Linked DNA regions of Homo sapiens: all the other regions are linked to region 3. The links are chromatin loops, found by intact Hi-C in ENCODE. Cell type or tissue: OCI-LY7. All regions are shown on one strand. Each heading gives the region's core, and the rest is flanking DNA. Links, peaks and the distances in the headings are about the cores only.

Evidence for each region. Hi-C counts contacts between places; a loop is a spot of excess contacts. Peaks named below come from ENCODE experiments on the same cell type or tissue, not always from the same donor. Only the 100,000 strongest peaks of a DNase experiment are listed, where the experiment ranks them.
Region 1: a loop joins it to region 3, with 2.2 times the contacts of the local background. A loop is called at or near these places in 6 of 110 quality-filtered maps.
Region 2: a loop joins it to region 3, with 5 times the contacts of the local background. A loop is called at or near these places in 14 of 110 quality-filtered maps.

The regions. Positions count from the first base shown.
Region 1 is chr15:63,742,611-63,747,638 of GRCh38, reverse strand. It overlaps HERC1 (HECT and RLD domain containing E3 ubiquitin protein ligase family member 1), which reads left to right. Exons shown (of 78, transcript NM_003922.4): 12 at 556-721. Among named protein-coding and RNA genes, the nearest start is that of HERC1, 89 kb to the left of the region's middle. In OCI-LY7, for the core only: no CTCF peak of the experiment used is centred there; no DNase peak of the experiment used is centred there.
Region 2 is chr15:63,464,678-63,469,705 of GRCh38, reverse strand. No RefSeq gene overlaps it. Among named protein-coding and RNA genes, the nearest start is that of USP3, 37 kb to the left of the region's middle. In OCI-LY7, for the core only: CTCF peaks have their summits at 2,640 and 2,841 (motif pointing left); a DNase peak (open chromatin) is centred at 2,825.
Region 3 is chr15:63,607,306-63,613,681 of GRCh38, reverse strand. HERC1 (HECT and RLD domain containing E3 ubiquitin protein ligase family member 1) reads left to right here. Exons shown (of 78, transcript NM_003922.4): 77 at 1,126-1,431; 78 at 4,416-5,064. The coding sequence ends at 4,601. It also overlaps a transcript of FBXL22 not described here. Among named protein-coding and RNA genes, the nearest start is that of USP3-AS1, 9.7 kb to the right of the region's middle. In OCI-LY7, for the core only: CTCF peaks have their summits at 3,140 and 3,346 (motif pointing left); DNase peaks (open chromatin) are centred at 2,961 and 3,331; H3K4me3 peaks cover 273 bases; H3K27ac peaks cover 906 bases.

The DNA.
Region 1 (5,028 bases), core at 1,029-5,028, 130 kb before region 3:
GACTTACTGTTCTTTCTTGTTTGGTTTCCCAAATTATATGAAACTTTTTTATAATCTAGAAAAGAGCTAAACTTAGATACTTGTTGATAATAACTTCTAGGAAAAAGTTACTTGTAATTTCACAAATCATGTTTTAAAAATTACTGTTGTTCATGACTTGACAAAATTTTTTTTTTTTTAAGATGGTGTCTTGCTCTGTCGCCCAGGCTAGAGTGCAGTGGCATGATCTCAGTTCACTGCAGCCTCTGCCTCCCAGGTTCAAGTGATTCTCTTGCCTCAGCCTTCTGAGTAGCTGGGATTACAGGCACCCGCCATCATGCCCAGCTAATTTTTGTATTTTTAGTAGAGGCGGGGTTTTGCCATGTTGGCCAGGCTAGTCTCTAACTCCTGACTTCAGGTGATCCACCCACCTCCGCCTCCCAAAGTGCTGGGATTACAGGCATGAGCCACCGCACCTAGCCAACAAAATTTTTAAAGATATAAAAATGTTACCCAAACTGGATAGCACAGGCACTTTTATGATCCGAGAATTCATAGACGTTTATTTGGTTTCAGAGAACACCACAGTTTTCTCAAGCTGTGCCTGAAGCTACTTTCAAATCACCTTGCTCTTGCACTTGCGGGAGGGGTAGCTACCAGCATTCTCGGGAGGCAGGCAGGTCCACTTCGAAATTTGCTCTTCAGACTGATGGACTCAACTGTCCCAGATGAAATCCAAGAGGTAAGAGAATAGGACTTGTGAATCTGTATCTCAAACCACGTCTTTCTCTGAGATTTTAGCTATACAATATATTCAACTGTACATTGGACAATTTCAATTGGATGTTGTTTCCCTTACTCCTGTTTTCTTGGTGAGAGTATTTTTGGTTAACTCATCCTTGAGACAAAGGTCAGATGCCATCTCTGATAAACTTTTTATTCCTGCTCTCCCACCAGATTTGGTTTTTCTTGTATATGTTCTCATTACATCACATTGTATTCTAGTTGCTTATTTACAAACATGTCACTCTTTTTTCACCAGAAGATGAGTTCCTGAGGGCAAGGACCTAGGGCATGGCTTGGTCAGTAGTAGTAACTGAATAAGTGGACTGGATCATCTACTAGAACTGTAACCAGAGCTAAGGAGAGAAAGGTCAGCTTAAGGAGGAAGAAGTGGCCTAGAATAGAATACTGGTTATAAATAAGGAGAGTATAGTTTAAAAAAACATATTTAGTATTATAATACAATGTTAAATTTGGGGGAAACTTAAAAATATCTATATATTTGTAATACAAAATACAGAAAATAAACTCTTTTGGTAGGTAATAATAGAAAGTACAGTAATTTTTAAACCAGTGCACTCCTAAATTATCAGTGGATCAAAGAAAGAAATTACAAGATAAATTTAATACTTAAGATTAATGAAAACAAAAACTTAACATACCAAAACTCATGAAATGCAGCTAAAGCTGTGCTTGGAGGAAAATTTATAGCTTATAAACATCTATATTAAAAAAAATATATATCGAATCAGTAATTTAACCTTCTACCTTAAGAAATTAGAAAAAGAAGAGTCAACTCAACCCAAAGCAAGTAGAAAAAAGGAACTAATGTAGATTAGAGTGAAATTAAAAAAATAAAGAACAGAAAAACAATTGAGGAGATCCAGGAAACTAAATGTTTGTTCTTTGAAAAGACAAAATCAACAAACCTCTGGCTGGACTGACCAAGAAAAATGAGAGAGGACTTAAATTACTCAAATCAGGAATGAAAGACAAGATATTACTACTGACCCTACAGAAATCAAAAGGGAAATTGAGAGGCAGAGCAAGATGGTGGAATAGAAGGCTCCACTGATCATTCCCCCTGCCAAGGACACCACTTTAACAACTCTACACAGAAAAAACCACCTTCATAAGAACCAAAAATCAGGTGAGCACTTACAGTACCTAGTTTTAACTTCATATCACTGAAAGAGGCACTGAAGAGATAGAAAAAACAGTCCTGAATAGGCAGTGCCACTCCTCCCCCTGCAGCAGTGGCAGTATGGTGCAGAGAGTGTCTCTGGGTGCTTGGGGAGGGAGAACACAACAATTGTGAGGCATTGAACTCAATGCTATCCTGTTAGAGCAGAAAGGAGAACTGGACCAAACTCAGCTGACACCTGTGCACAGAGGGAGCATTTAAACCAACCCTAGCCAGAGGGGAACTGCTGATCCCAGTGATCCAAATTTGAATTCCTGCAAGGCTTGCCACTGAGGGCTATAGTGCTCTGTGTCTCCAAGTAAACTTGAAAGGCAGTCTAGGCCAAAAGGACTGCAACTCTTAGGCGAGTCCTAGTGCTGAACTGGTCCCAGAGACAGTGGACAGAGGGGCAGGTGACATACTGAGACACCAGCTGGGGTAACCAAGGGAGTGTTGGCTCACCCCCCGCCTCCCCGACCCCAATGCCAGGCTACACAGCTCGTGGCTCCAAGAGAGACCCCTTTCTTCCACTTGAGAGGGAAGAGTGGGCAGGACTTTGTCTTGTGTCTTAGATAACATCTTGGTCACAGCAGGATAGGGGACCAGTCAGAGTCGCAAGTCTCCCTGTTCCAGATGCCAGCTCTCAGATGACATTTCTAGACATGCCCCAGGCCAGAAGGGAACCCACTGCCTTGAAGAAAAGGACTCAGTACTGGCAGCATTCATCACCTGCTAACCGAAGAGCCCATGGGCTGTGAATAACCAGCATTGATACCCAGCTGCTATGTCAAGGGCTTTGGGTGAGCCTCTGAGACTTTCTGGCTTCAGGTACCAGCACAGCCATGGAGGGACAGAGTACCAAATACACTCTTGGGATCCCTGATTCCAGGACTTGATTGTTAGATGGCATTTCTAGACCTGTCCTGGGCTACAGGAGAACCCACTGCCCTGAAGGGTGAGACCTAGGCCAGGCAGTATTCACCATAAGCTAACTTAAGAATCCCTGGGCCTTAAGCTTAAGGGAACAGTGGTGCTTGTCTGGCAATACTCCTTGTGGCCTGGGGTGGTGGTAGCTATGGGGCGAGGCTCCTCTAGCTTTGGAAAGGGGAGGCACAAGTGAAAAAGACTGTGTCTTGTGGTTTGAGTGCCAGCTCAGCCATAGTACAATAGAACATTGGGTAGACCTCTAAGGTTTTTGACTCTAGTCCCTGACTCCCAGATGGCACCTCTAGACCCACCTGAGGCTTGGGGGACCTCACTCCCCCTGAAGGGAAGGACACGGCCTGGCTGGCTTTGCCACTGGCTGATTGTGGAACCACAGAGTCTTGAGCGAACATAGGCAATAGCCAGGGAGTGGTTACGGCAAGCTTGGGTGAGACCCAGTGCTGTGCTGGTGCTGTGCTAGCTTTAGGTCTGACCCAGTGCAGTCATAGTGGTGTTGGCCACAGGGGTGCTTGTGTCACTCCACCCCCAGCTTTAGGTGGCTGAGGAGAGACAGAGAGAGAGAGAGAGAGAGAGAGAGAGAGAGACACACACACACACACACACACACACACACACACACACACACACACACACACACAGTCTGTTTGGGAGAAAGTAAGGGAAGAGAACAAGAGTCTCTGCCTGATAATCCAGAGAATTCTCCCAGATCTTGTCCAAGACCATCAAGGTGGTACCTCTATGAGGCTGCAAGAACCACAACGTAGATACAGTTTAGATCATAATACCCAAGTCCTTTAAAATATCTGGAAAGCCCAAGAAGGATGGGTACAGATAAGCCCAGACAGTGAAGACTACAATAAATACCTAACTCTTCAATATCTACTGGCATCCACACCATCCATGACCTAACCAAATGAACCAAAGAAGGCACCAAGGACCAATCCTGGGGAAACAGATTTGTGACCTTTCACACAGAGAATTCAAAATAGCTTTGTTGAGGAAAGTCAAAGAAATTCAAGATAGCACAGAGAAGGAATTCAGAATCCTATCACATAAATTTAACAGAGATTAAAATAATTTGAAAGAATCAAGTAGAAATTCTGGAGCTGATAAATGCAATTGACATTTTGAAGAATGCCTCAGAATCCTTTAATACCAGAATTGATGGCAGAAGAAAGACTTAGTGAGCTGGGCATGGTGGCTCACGCCTGTAATCCCAGCACTTTTGGAGGCCAAGGTGGGTGGATCACAAGGTCAAGAGATAGAGACATTCCTAGCCAACATGGTGAAACCCCTTCTCTACTAAAAATACAAAAAAAATTAGCTGGATGTGGTGGCACATGCCTGTAGTCCCAGCTACTCGGGAGGCTAAGGCAGGAGAATCGCTTGAACCTGGGAGGTGGAGGTTTCAGTGAGCCCAGATTGTGCCACTGCACTCCAGCCTGGTGACAGAGTGAGACTCCATTTAAAAAAAAAAAAAAAAAAGAAAAAGAAAAAAAGAAAAAAAAAGAAAATACACAGAGGAGACAAAAGAAAAAGAATAAAAAAGGTTGAAGCACACCTACAGGATCTAGAAAATAGTCTCAAAGGGCAAGTCAAAGAGTTGTTGGCCTTAAAGAAAAATCTCATGAAGAAAAGCCCAGGAGCAAATGGCTTCACTTGTGAATTCCACAAAATATTTAAAGAAGGATTAAGACTAGTTCTTCACAAACTCTTCCAGAATGTAGAAGAGAAGCTAATACTTCCCAACTATATTTTGTGAGGCCAGTATTACCCTAATTGTGGACCAAAACATTGCAAGAAAAGAAAAACTATAGACCAGCTATTAAAGTACTCTGATGCATTCTTCAGTATCCATTATGAAGATAGATGTAAAAATTCTCAACAAACTACTAACAAACCAAATCCAGCAACTTACCTAAAAGATTGTACCCCATGACCAAATGGGATGTATCCCATTTTCAAAGTATGAAAATCAATCAATATAATACACCATATTAATAGAAAAAATGAACAAAAACAATGTGATTATCTGGATGCTGAAAAAGCATCTGACAAAATTCAACATTCTTTCATGATAAAAATATTCAACAAACTAGGAATAGAAGGGAACTTTCTTAACCTGAAAAGGGCATCTA
Region 2 (5,028 bases), core at 1,029-5,028, 140 kb after region 3:
CACCTTGGCTTCCCAAAGTGCTGGGATTACAGGCATAAGCCACTGCACCCAGCCTCCTTTTTGTTTTTCATGACAACATTTCTGAAGTGTCTAAGCCAGTTATTTTGTAGAAAGTACCTCATTTTGGGTTTGTTTGATGTTTCCTTGTGATGAGTTCTTGTTGTACTAATTTGGCAGAACTATCCCAGAGGTAATGCTCTGTTCATCTCAGTGTGTCATATCAGGAGGTATGTGATGTCAATTTGTTCCATTTCCCGTGATGTTAATGTGGGTCACGTGGCTGATTTGTTGCTATGTCTGAGTCCTCCCCCTGGCCCATGAAATCCTTCTCAAGGTCAAAGAGAGACTCGGCCTGATTCATCCTGGCATCATGGTACCTGAGTACTTAGAATGTTGGAAGGTGAGGAATGAACACTTACAGAGCCCCTCCCACGTGCCCAGCTCTGTGGTTGCTTCTCATTTAAGACTCACAGCGACCCCATAATTTATCCTCATTTTACAGGTGTGCTCAGTGAAGATGAATAATTTGCCTAAGAACACTTGACTGGTAAGTAGCAGATCCAGACTCAAATCCAGATCTGTCTGCCACTTCCCATAACACTAATTCCCTGGAACTAATACACCTAGTCAACATCATGCAATGCTTTGAATGAATATTTTTTTTTAATGAAACAGAAAAATCTAACACCAAGATGACCAAGAAACTTAACACCTTTCTATATCAGCAAGGATTCATTTTTTCCTTCCTTTTTATTCATTTATCCCTTCAACAAATATTTATGGTGGGCTTACTATGCACCAGATGGTGTTATAGATAACAGGGCTATAATAGTGAATAAACAGCTTACATTCTAAATACTAGAAAACCCAGCTAAGGTCATTTCAACAAGAAAAAGGCTAGCATTAGAGTAGCTTCAAGGTTGGTTAATTTAGTGACTCAAAGGTGTCATGGCTAAGGTTTGGGTTCTCTGAGACTCTTTTAGTCTTCTCCTTTGGTCAACAAGGTGTTTGCTTTAGTTTTAAGCAAGACATCCTCAAAGGAAACACAGGGGATGTTCCTGTCATTGTCCCTTTATATGAGCAAAGAAAGTCTTGCTAGAATCCTCCAGGCTGACTTCCCTTCCACCTCATTGCCAGAACTATATCATCAGCCCATGCCTAAATCCATACTTGGCAAGAGGATTGAGCCACTATGCCTGGCTTAGGCACTCTGGACTCACACCCCTACCCCACTCCAGACTACCTCTGAGCTCAACCTTCCCCAAAGCATTTGGTCATCAGAAGAGTAGGCAAGTGAACAAAATTGCAACTTTTTTTTTTTTGAGACGGAGTCTCACTCTGTCGCCCAGGCTGGAGTGCAGCGGCGTGATCTCGGCTCACTGCAAGCTCCGCCTCCCGGGTTCATGCCATTCTCCTGCCTCAGCTTCCTGAGTAGTTGGGACTACAGGTGCCCGCCACCACGCCCAGCTAATTTTTTGTATTTTTAGTAGAGATGGGGTTTCATCGTGTTAGCCAGGATGGTCTCAATCTCCTGACCTGGTGATCCTCCCGCCTCAGCCTCCCAAAGTGCAGGGATTACAGGTGTGAGCCACCGTGCAACTTTCTTTTAAGAAGGAAATAGGGGAAAGGTTGTTAAATAGGCTACTGACAAAATTTTTCAAATCTCCCCTCTCCTAGTTTACCAAATATTTAGACTCTGTGGCTTCTTAGAAACTCTTGTTTATACAAATAAAATTTGCCTCACTGCTATTCCTTGTATTAATTTCTGCTTCTTTTTACTTACCGTTAAGTCACATAATGTCTTTCTTTATATATTCCTATATCTTGTCCCATTCCAAAATAAGGTCGCTTTTCCATGAGTATACAGAATCTTAGCCAGGGGAGGTTTAAAAAATATCTAATAACTAGTACTAAGATGTTCATTGACCACTGCTTCATGTGGGATCCTGGAGGCTGCTGGGCCAGGCATTTACTATTTAGTTGCTAGATCAGGGGGAGTTCAGGAGGATCCCAGTAGAGGGGCAAGGGAGGCTTGGAGGACACTCTGGCTCTACTATTTACCAGTTGGTATGAAAATACTTATTTTAACAACTAGTATAACAGTCCCCACGTGACAGGCTGGACGTCGGTGCTAATCTGCATGACAGCCATTTCCAGTGTGAGTATAATGACCACGGCACAATTTTCCCCACGGTCGGGCATCTGGGCTGCCTCTGGTTTTAACTGCAGTATCAAGCTCAGTTCTACACAACTCTATATGTGCTTTTGTTTCATTTTTATATTTTATAAACTTATTTATAAATATGTATTTCATATTTTGTTTCCTTGGAACATATTTCCCAAAGTGGTATTCCAAGGTCAAAGGGTTTGATCAATTTTATAATTTGACATGGTGATTTTTAAAAGCATTTAACCATGGGTTCAGAAACATCCTTGCCCATTTTTTCACAGACTCCTGTTGCTGGAGAGCTGGCAGGCAGTACGGTATGGTGGAAGGAGGGTGGGTGCTGGGTAAGGAGAGCGGGGCTCGGGTCTGGGCAGTGTTTCTCTACTAGGAGTGGGGGACTTGGCAGTGTCTTAGCCTCTGTGAAGCTTGGTTTCCCCAGCTGTGAAATGTGAAACGTGGGAGGTGCCATCTCTCCCAGCATCAGGCACAGCAGGCATCAGTTGCCTACATCTGTTCCTGATCTTGGCCTGAGGCCCTGGCCATCCTTGTCACACCCTCACCCTGGCCCACCTTTGTGGAGGGTAGGCTGAGTAACTTGACTTGAACAATTAACTGTCAAAGTGTCAAGGAAGGTGTGGGTTCTGCACCATAAGGAGGTGTGTAGACTGCCATCTTCTGGTGCAAAATGTTAGTGTCCAGATGATTTAGGGATCAAGCTACTCTCCCTTGTGTCCCCATGAAGATCTGTCCCCCCCGGGGGAAGCTGCAAGAGAAGGGGCGGGGGGGTTCTCCCAACACAGGCTGGCCCTAGAGTCTGGTACTTTAAGGTGATGTCCTCCTTCTGCCAGTGACACTGAGAGAGAGGAAGATGCTGGGTTTTGAAAGCCTGCTTGTAAATGAAGGTGCTTTTTGAGACTGTGGAGGTGATGGCAAGAAGGATCTTTGTGAAAACAGGAGGTCTATATCAGCAATTTACTAAACCGGTTCAGAGAGGCTGACAGCAGTGGTCAATCAGTCCACAAATATTTACAGAGCGCCTACCATGTGGCAGACACATGCTCTGGCAAACGCTGTTGAAAGAGACAGGCAGGGTTCCTGCTCTCATTGTCTAGTGGGAAACATTGGTGATAAGGTTAATTCTTTTTCAACTGATATGCTTTCTTTTATTTAGTTGGAGATAAACAGAAAATTAAAAGTAATTTAAACCATACTATTTTGCCTCTCAAACACTACAGCCAATTTTATTTCAATACCTTCCAGCCCTTTCAGATGCGTATGCACACTTTTAGCAGAGCTATAATCATAATGCCTATGTGATCCTGAAGTTTGTTGTATTTGACTGATAATAAACATCTCTACACTGCTATCAATCTGCACAGTTATCCTTATTGCTGTATAAGAGGCAAATGTGTGGCTGTATCAAAATCTATATAGCAATTCCCTCAAGTTTAGTATTTTTTTTTTTTTGCTACAATAGATATTGTTGATGTTGACTTCTTTATGGAGGCTTTTTTTTTTTTTTGAGATGGAGTCTCGCTCTGTCGCCCAGGCTGGAGTACGTTGGTGTGATCTCGGCTCACGGCAACCTCCAACTCCCGTGTTCAAGCTATTCTCCTGCATCAGCCTCCTGAGTAGCTGGGACTACAGGAGCCCGCCATCACCCCTGGCTAATTTTTGTATTTTTAGTAGAGACGGGGTTTCACCATGTTGGCCAGGCTGGTCTCGAACTCCTGACCTCAGGTGATCTTCCTGCTTTGGCTTCACAAAGTGCTGGGATTACAGGCGTGAGCCACTGTGCTGGCCTCTTTATGCAGATTTTTATTGCATTACTTCTGAATAATCATGGATATAGTTCTTCCTATGTGTTTCCATATTAGTTCCCAAAGGAACTATTACTAATTTCGAATGCCACCAATATTGTATCAGTAAATCAATTTTGCTGCAACATCAGGTACATTGAATATTGTTGCTTCAAGGCATTTTTGAAAAGATTTTTAAATAGAGTCCCAAATTTGCTTTCTGCAGCATATCTTTGGATGCCAGTAGGCAGGTTTTTTTTTTTGCACATGTGCTATTTATAATTGCTCTTGTGTAAATGTCTGTTTATATTGTGGTTAAAAATTTGAATGAGTCCCTTGTTTGATGGCTTTTCTTAAAAGAGAGAAAAGCAATAGAAGATTGCATTACTGTAGCCCAGAGGGTCAGAATGGCACATAGGGTGTTACTCATTGGGTTAATAACTGTCTGGAATCTTCCCAAGAAAGCTCAGCTGTTCCAGGATCTAGAGTGCAAGTCTCTTCTGCTGCCCAGAACTGCTAAGCAAGAAAAGTGATTCTATAACACCCTTGGTGTGCTTGATTCAATCATGGAAATGACATTATTTCTCACTGTTTATGAAAAAGAGTTGGACACCAGTCTAGGTTACAATAATGCAAATGAAAGGTATGCGATTGGAGCGTTGTTTCCTAGTGACTTGGAAAAATGCATGGCATCCTTGAGTGTCTCAGTTGGAGAAGGCCTCTTCAGATATGGCCCAAACCAGAGAAGTGAAGTGACTTGCAGAAGCTCACACAGCAAGCCAGAGAAGGACTAAACCCCTAGCTGGCATCTATTTTAAATGAACCTGTGATTCTCTCCTTCCGGGCTTCCTCTCCTCTCCATTCCTTCTTCTTCCACCCATGGCCTGCCTCCTCCCAGCCTGCATAATTACCAAAGCATGCTCTGGGAGTGCCTTCTGCCTTGGGAGTAGGTTTCCTTTTCCTACATACCCTCCAACAAGACCCCTGGGCCTTTCTCTCTGGGAATTCAAAGTACTGTGCCACGCAGTGTTTTGTGCAGTAGCTAAAATATTTTGCCAGCAC
Region 3 (6,376 bases), core at 1,299-5,298:
TTTTTTATATATATAATAAATTTTATTATGTATATTTAAGGTGTACAACACGATAATATAGGATATGCATATAGATAGTAAAAAGGTTATTATAGTGAAGCAAATTAACATATCCATCACCTCACATAGTTACTCACTTCCTTAAGGTATGGTCCCTATTCAGATTCTTAGACTTTTTAAATGGTGGTAGATGGTTTTGAGTTGGCCAAGAGCAAAGAAGTATTTATGAAACAAACCTTGAACAGTGGTGAGTCTGTGTGTAGGGTATGCACTACTGTATAATATTGGAGGAGACATTTTTCTAAACAAGCTGTCAAGGCAGCCCCTGGTTGCACCCTACTTGGCACTCCCCAACTTGCCTGTGCCCAGCACTATGATGCTAAGAGAACAGAGCAGGGTAGAATTACCCAGTCACACAGAATTTCATGTAGTTACTCATATACAGTTCTCATCAGAGCCACATGAGAGCAGCAATATCTGCTTTTTTCAGACGGAAAAATTAAGAGAGTTAATAATTGGCAGAGCTGGGAGTTAGAACCCAAGTCTCTTCACTAAATTCATTGCCTCTTCTATTGCCTTCCTAAAGAAGGACTTCCCATTTTTACTTTCTTCTTTGTACTTTTCAGATTTTTTTTACGATGAGCACAAATAATTTTTACAAAAAGGATATAATTATTTTCAAAAGACAAATATAAATTTAAAAAACAGTAGGCAGCTAGTTGAGTGCCCCCAAAGCTTCTTACCTTTATGAGATGAAGTGTCCACACATGCATAGTTTGACAGCACATGGGCACATATGATTAGGAATATGAGTGAGTGGGGCTGGCATCAGGGAAGGCCCCAGTGGGCTGAGATTTTGTGGTAGAGGGAAGGCAGGCTCCTAAATTGGACTTGAACTGGAACCAGGAGTGTAAGAATCCCACAGCAGGGAGGCACTCTAACAAGGGTTGAGAGGCAGGGAGGGTGGGCCTTTTTGACTGACTCTCGTGCCTGGCGGTCTGAGAAACAAGTAGAGGGTCTGGGGAGCGGACGAGCAGGCATCAGGAGGCGCCTAGCCCCACAGGGCCCTTGGTGGGTGCCAGGTTCACGCACACTCATTGAATGAGCAACCTCTCCCGGGAGCAGGTGGCTGCAGTCCGAGAAGGGATGTCCTGGATTGTTCCTGTGCCGCTGCTGTCCCTCCTCACAGCAAAACAACTGGAGCAGATGGTGTGTGGGATGCCCGAGATCTCTGTGGAAGTCTTGAAGAAAGTGGTGCGGTACCGTGAGGTGGATGAGCAGCATCAGCTGGTGCAGTGGTTCTGGCACACGCTGGAAGAGTTCTCCAATGAGGAGCGGGTGCTTTTCATGAGGTTTGTGTCAGGAAGATCTCGACTACCAGCCAACACTGCTGACATTTCTCAGAGATTTCAAATCATGAAGGTTGATAGGGTAAGTAAGCTATTCTTTTTTCCTTTGTAATGTCTGCCTTATTGCTTCATTGTTGTTTTTGTTGAGACAGGGTCTCACTCTGTGGCCCAGGCTGGAGTGCAGTGGCATGATTTTAGCTTACTGCAACCTCCGCTTCCTAGCTTCAAGCAGTTCTCCTGCCTCAGCCTCCGCAGTAGCTGGGACTACAGGTGCGTGCCACCACGCCTGGCTAATTTTTTTGTATATTTTGGTAGAGACGGGGATTCACCATGTTGGCCAGGCTGGTCTTGAACTACTGACCTCAGGTGATCTGGTCACGTTGGCCTCCCAAAGTGCTGGGATTACAGGCGTGAGCCAACACGCCTGGCCCTCTGCGCCTTGTTGCTTTTATGTTGGGGAAAACAAACTATGACCCTCAAGTAGGCCTGCCGATTCATGCTTATTAATACTTAGAATTTCCAGATTAATGAAAAAAATCAAGCAGTAAAATTTGTTTAGAAATATCATTTAGCTTCAGTGGGAAGAGTCCTAAGTGGATGAAGAGAGCATACTACAACCAACAACCTTCCCTAAATCTTCCAGCATCTTCCTGAGTTAAAGCTGAACTTGGCAGAAGGATCATCATACTGCCTCTTCCTGTGCTGAGGCATGGCCTTGTTTGTTTTCATGAAAATATTAACCATTAACTGGTGGGTGTGCCCCAGAAGGAACCCAAAGATGTGGGGAGCAACGATAACCTCTGTGCCCACTTGTGTTGTGTGCCTTGTGGAGCAGGCAGGGCTGCATCTCTGCCATCTGATGAAAGGCCCCAGCTGCAGAGCCCCAGCCCAGCTGTGATTTTGACAGATGGCTTAGGAATAAGAGGGCTTAGAGTCTGAAAAGCACACTGCTGCCAGAGTCATCTTTCTTAAGCACCTGTCTGACCATGTCACTCTCCTCCTTTTAGACCTTTCAGAGACCCCCTTTGTTGACTCCGAAATAAATGCCAATGACCTTAGCTGCCTTAAACACTTCCACAGTCTGGCCTCTGCCCCACTTTCTGATGTGACGTCTTGATACTTCTCATGTTCTGGTCATAATGGGCTGCTTGCCTTTCTCCCCAGTAGACCAGGCTGTTTTTAAAATTCTGTGCTTTTATGTAACCTGTTCCCTCTGCTTTAGTAAGTCCTTCTTCACACCCCTTTCCTTCTATCTCTGGCAAGCACTTACTCATCCTATAAGCCCAATGCCAGTCATCTCCTCCAAGAACCCCTCCTAGATGCTTTCCAGGAGTGCCCCTACCATTGCTGAAGGCAGACCTAGCCAGACTCCTTCTCTCCACCTCCTGAACACTGGGTACAGCCCTCAAACCCAGAACTTACTGCATTCAGTTAGGAGTGCCTCTCCTCCCTCTGTCTCCATCCCCACTCTTCACAAGCCCTCTCTCCCACATGAGCTGGGCAGTTCTCTGAGCAGGGCCCATGATGTTTGTTCAGAAAACAGTAAGGGAAGTGGGGCCTCTTCACACACAGGCCCTTCCTGCCAGTTTAAGTGTCTGGCTTTCTGGTGTAGCCAAAGCTATTCCTCCCTGTGCTGCCTCCTGAGGCTGCAGGCTGCTGCTCTGCTCCTGGGCTAGGCTTGCTGGAGAAGCCACGTGCAGGAAGGATTATAAAAGAGCCTTTCCATAAATTTTCTGCATGACTTGCCAAGAACTGTAAGTTGTAAATCTGTTTTGTTGCTTCAGAGAGAAGTAGGAAGGAGGAAATGGCTCATTTCTACTCAGCTCTGGAAACAACCCTTGCCTTATATCTGTCCTGGGCTACTCCTGCCGTTCTAGGAGTTAATCCACCACTAATCTCCGGTCTCAGGGTTGTCAGCATCAGTAACTGACTACCGTGGTCGGTTCCTCTGTGGCTTTTAGATCATTTCTACAGTACTCACATTTAGGTCATCAGAGCCACCTAGTGGCACCTCCCTTCCTTGCTGCTTTCAGTTTTTCTGCGTTGAGCTGTGTCATCACTGGCTCTGGTGCATTTGGGCTGCTGGGCCATCCACCTCCCATAGCAGGACATGTGGCTTACCTAGGTGTGGGCTCTGGGGAGGAGGGCTGATTTCAAGAGGAGGTTGAGTGAGAGAAGACAGGTTCTTTTTTTTTTTTTTAAGCAAACGTTTTAAAAATTTATAAAAACACTATAATGCCATTACTATTATTACAAATTGTTTAGAAAATAGTTATGTTTGCAAGGAGGGATAGGGAACGTATATAATCCTGTCTCTCCAGTAGTAGCTATTTTTACCTTTGTGAAATTCCTCATAGTCTTTGCCTCAATTGTACAAATTTTTATATGATGTATCTAGAATTTTTTCTGCCTTTAACCTCCTAATGTATCCTGAACACCTTTCTGTTTTGCTGCCAGTCATCATAATTATCATTTTAAATGATGCATCACCGTCAGTTGAATGGATGGACTGGAGTTTAATTGACTGCCCCTTCCTTATGTGAGCTGTGCGAGGCAGCCATGGCGCCTGCAAAGGAGGCAGAATGCACATGAGGACAGGGAGAGGAGAGGGGGCAAAGAGGCTCCCATGGCCAGCTGCACCTCACAGTCGTTCTTTCCATTCTACCTGCTCTGTGGGGGCATCCCTGCAGCTGGCTTCCAGTCTGCACCCTCTTGGTGGATGGGTATGAAGGACAGGTGCCCTCTTACTACACTCTCATCCTGTGCCAGGCGCTGTGCGTAGTGTATTCTCTCAAGCAATCCTGCCAGTCAGAGCTTCTCCTCACTTTACACACACAGGCACTGGAGGAGGTGAGGACAAGAAGGAACATCTTCACCCAGAGCCTCGAGGGCCACGGGGCAGTAGGGCCTCAGCTCATTCTATCTGGCCCAGTCTCTGTGTCCACTTGACTTAACCATGTGGCCATGTTAATTCCATCTTGAAGGCAGGGAGAGGTCATGGGCAGCCCCACTCCCCCTTATGGCACTCTGATGTCCCCAGTCACGGCTCTGGGTCTCTCTCCACAGCCTTACGACAGTCTGCCTACCTCACAGACCTGCTTCTTCCAGCTGAGGCTGCCCCCGTACTCCAGCCAGCTGGTCATGGCCGAGCGCCTGCGCTATGCCATCAACAACTGCCGCTCAATCGACATGGACAACTACATGCTCTCGAGAAACGTGGACAACGCCGAGGGCTCCGACACTGACTACTGACCGTGCGGGTGCTCTCACCCTCCCTTCTCTCCCTCAATAATGCTCACTTCTGATTTGATGTTGATATACTTTTATGGTAACTACATAGATGTTATAAGAACATAAACCAACATTATAAACAATGGCCACATTTAGTTACTCTAAATGTAACAAAGAAATTAGATGTTTTTATTTTTCTGTGATTGTACAAAAACAACAAAAACGAAGTGCTCTCAGTCAGGTTTTTCCCTCCATATTTTTGGTCACTTTTGATAAGTTTGCATGAAACCATTTTGGTGCATTTTTAGTTGGGAATGGTACATTTTTGTAAATCCACCCAGTGAACATGAAATTGTACATTGTGTATAATTGTTCATTAGAAAGGACAGTTTTACATGAATATTCATATATTTATTTTGTTTTAATTTGAATTGCCTGTTCAGGGTTCCTTATGCAGAGAAATAAAGCAGATTCAGGAATTGGAGCGTGGCTCTTGGTATTGCTTCCTGCGGAGCTTCTGACTAGGGGTTACCATCGAGGCAGACATTAGCCCAGAACAGAATGAGCTTCCAGGCTGGTCTTGCTCTGATGGCTTTTTGACCCATTCAGAAACATTTCTTTACATTGAGGGTGGGCTTCACTTGGAAATAACGTATCAGAGAACCGTGTGGTTCTAGGAGATCCCTCTGGGTTGGAAGCCCCTATTTTCCATTGTTCTTCTGTCATCCTGGGTCTCTCTGACTTTGTTCCCTCAGCTGCTCCGCCCCTCTCAGTACCACGCATCCTTCTCTGGACAGCCCCAGCTACCTCATGTGGAGGGCGACTCTACCAGACAAGGAGGAAGAGGACCACAGTAATGCCATCTGGCCCTTCCTATGAAGAACCTACAAAGACAAAATGAGCACGTGATGGAATTAAAGAACAGGGTAGTTTACAACATGTCTCAGTGGGGAGGGCAGCCAAGTGGAAGGTGTTACAGAAAGGCCAGCAACTGCTAGCAGGCACTTAGCATGTATCAATGAGTGAATGAGTGAGTGAATGTGTGAATTAGCATGAGAACTGATGAGTGGCTTTCATATCCTTGAATGATAGAATTGTGCAGAGGTCTGGGGAAGGGGTTACATTCTTGGTGCTCAAACTCAGCTAGCCCCTGCGGGCCCTGAGTGCTGTGTGTGTGTTCAGCAGCATCAGGGTGAGCCTGTGTTTCTGGGGGAAAGGGCCATCTTGAGAGCAGCTGGGAGGGCTTTGGCCTCTTGGAGTGTGTGCAGGAAGAGGGGAAGGCCTGTGGACAGCTTGTCTCCCTCACCTACAGCAAGTTCATGCCACAGGCTACTTCCACTGTACTTCGCGGACAGGGTCTTTGCCGACAGCCTGCTCAAATGAGGTGCCAGACAGACAGCCCTCTGCAGGCAGTTATTTTCCACAAGGAAGATAGGTGTATGTCTTCAAAGAGAAATTAAAAGAAAAATAAGGTTTTGCCAGCTAAGATAATGTGGTAAATGGATCTTTCTTAGTGAGAATACCTAATAATATTTAGAATGATGACATCTTCGTTTTATTGAAAAAAGGCTTCAACTAGAATTGGGTCTCAGGGAGAGACTCCAGCTTTGGGGGGAACCCCAGGAGTTCTGGGTAAAGATGAGGCTTTAATACCGATCTAAGAGCGCAGTCAGTAGCATCGTTGAAGGGCTTTGGGCTTGAAGCCCTCCTGCTCGGGGTGGGAAGGCCCTGCCTGGGCCTCTGGACCAGGAGAGAATTTAAGAAAAGAAAGGCTCACGCCTGTAATCCCAGCACTT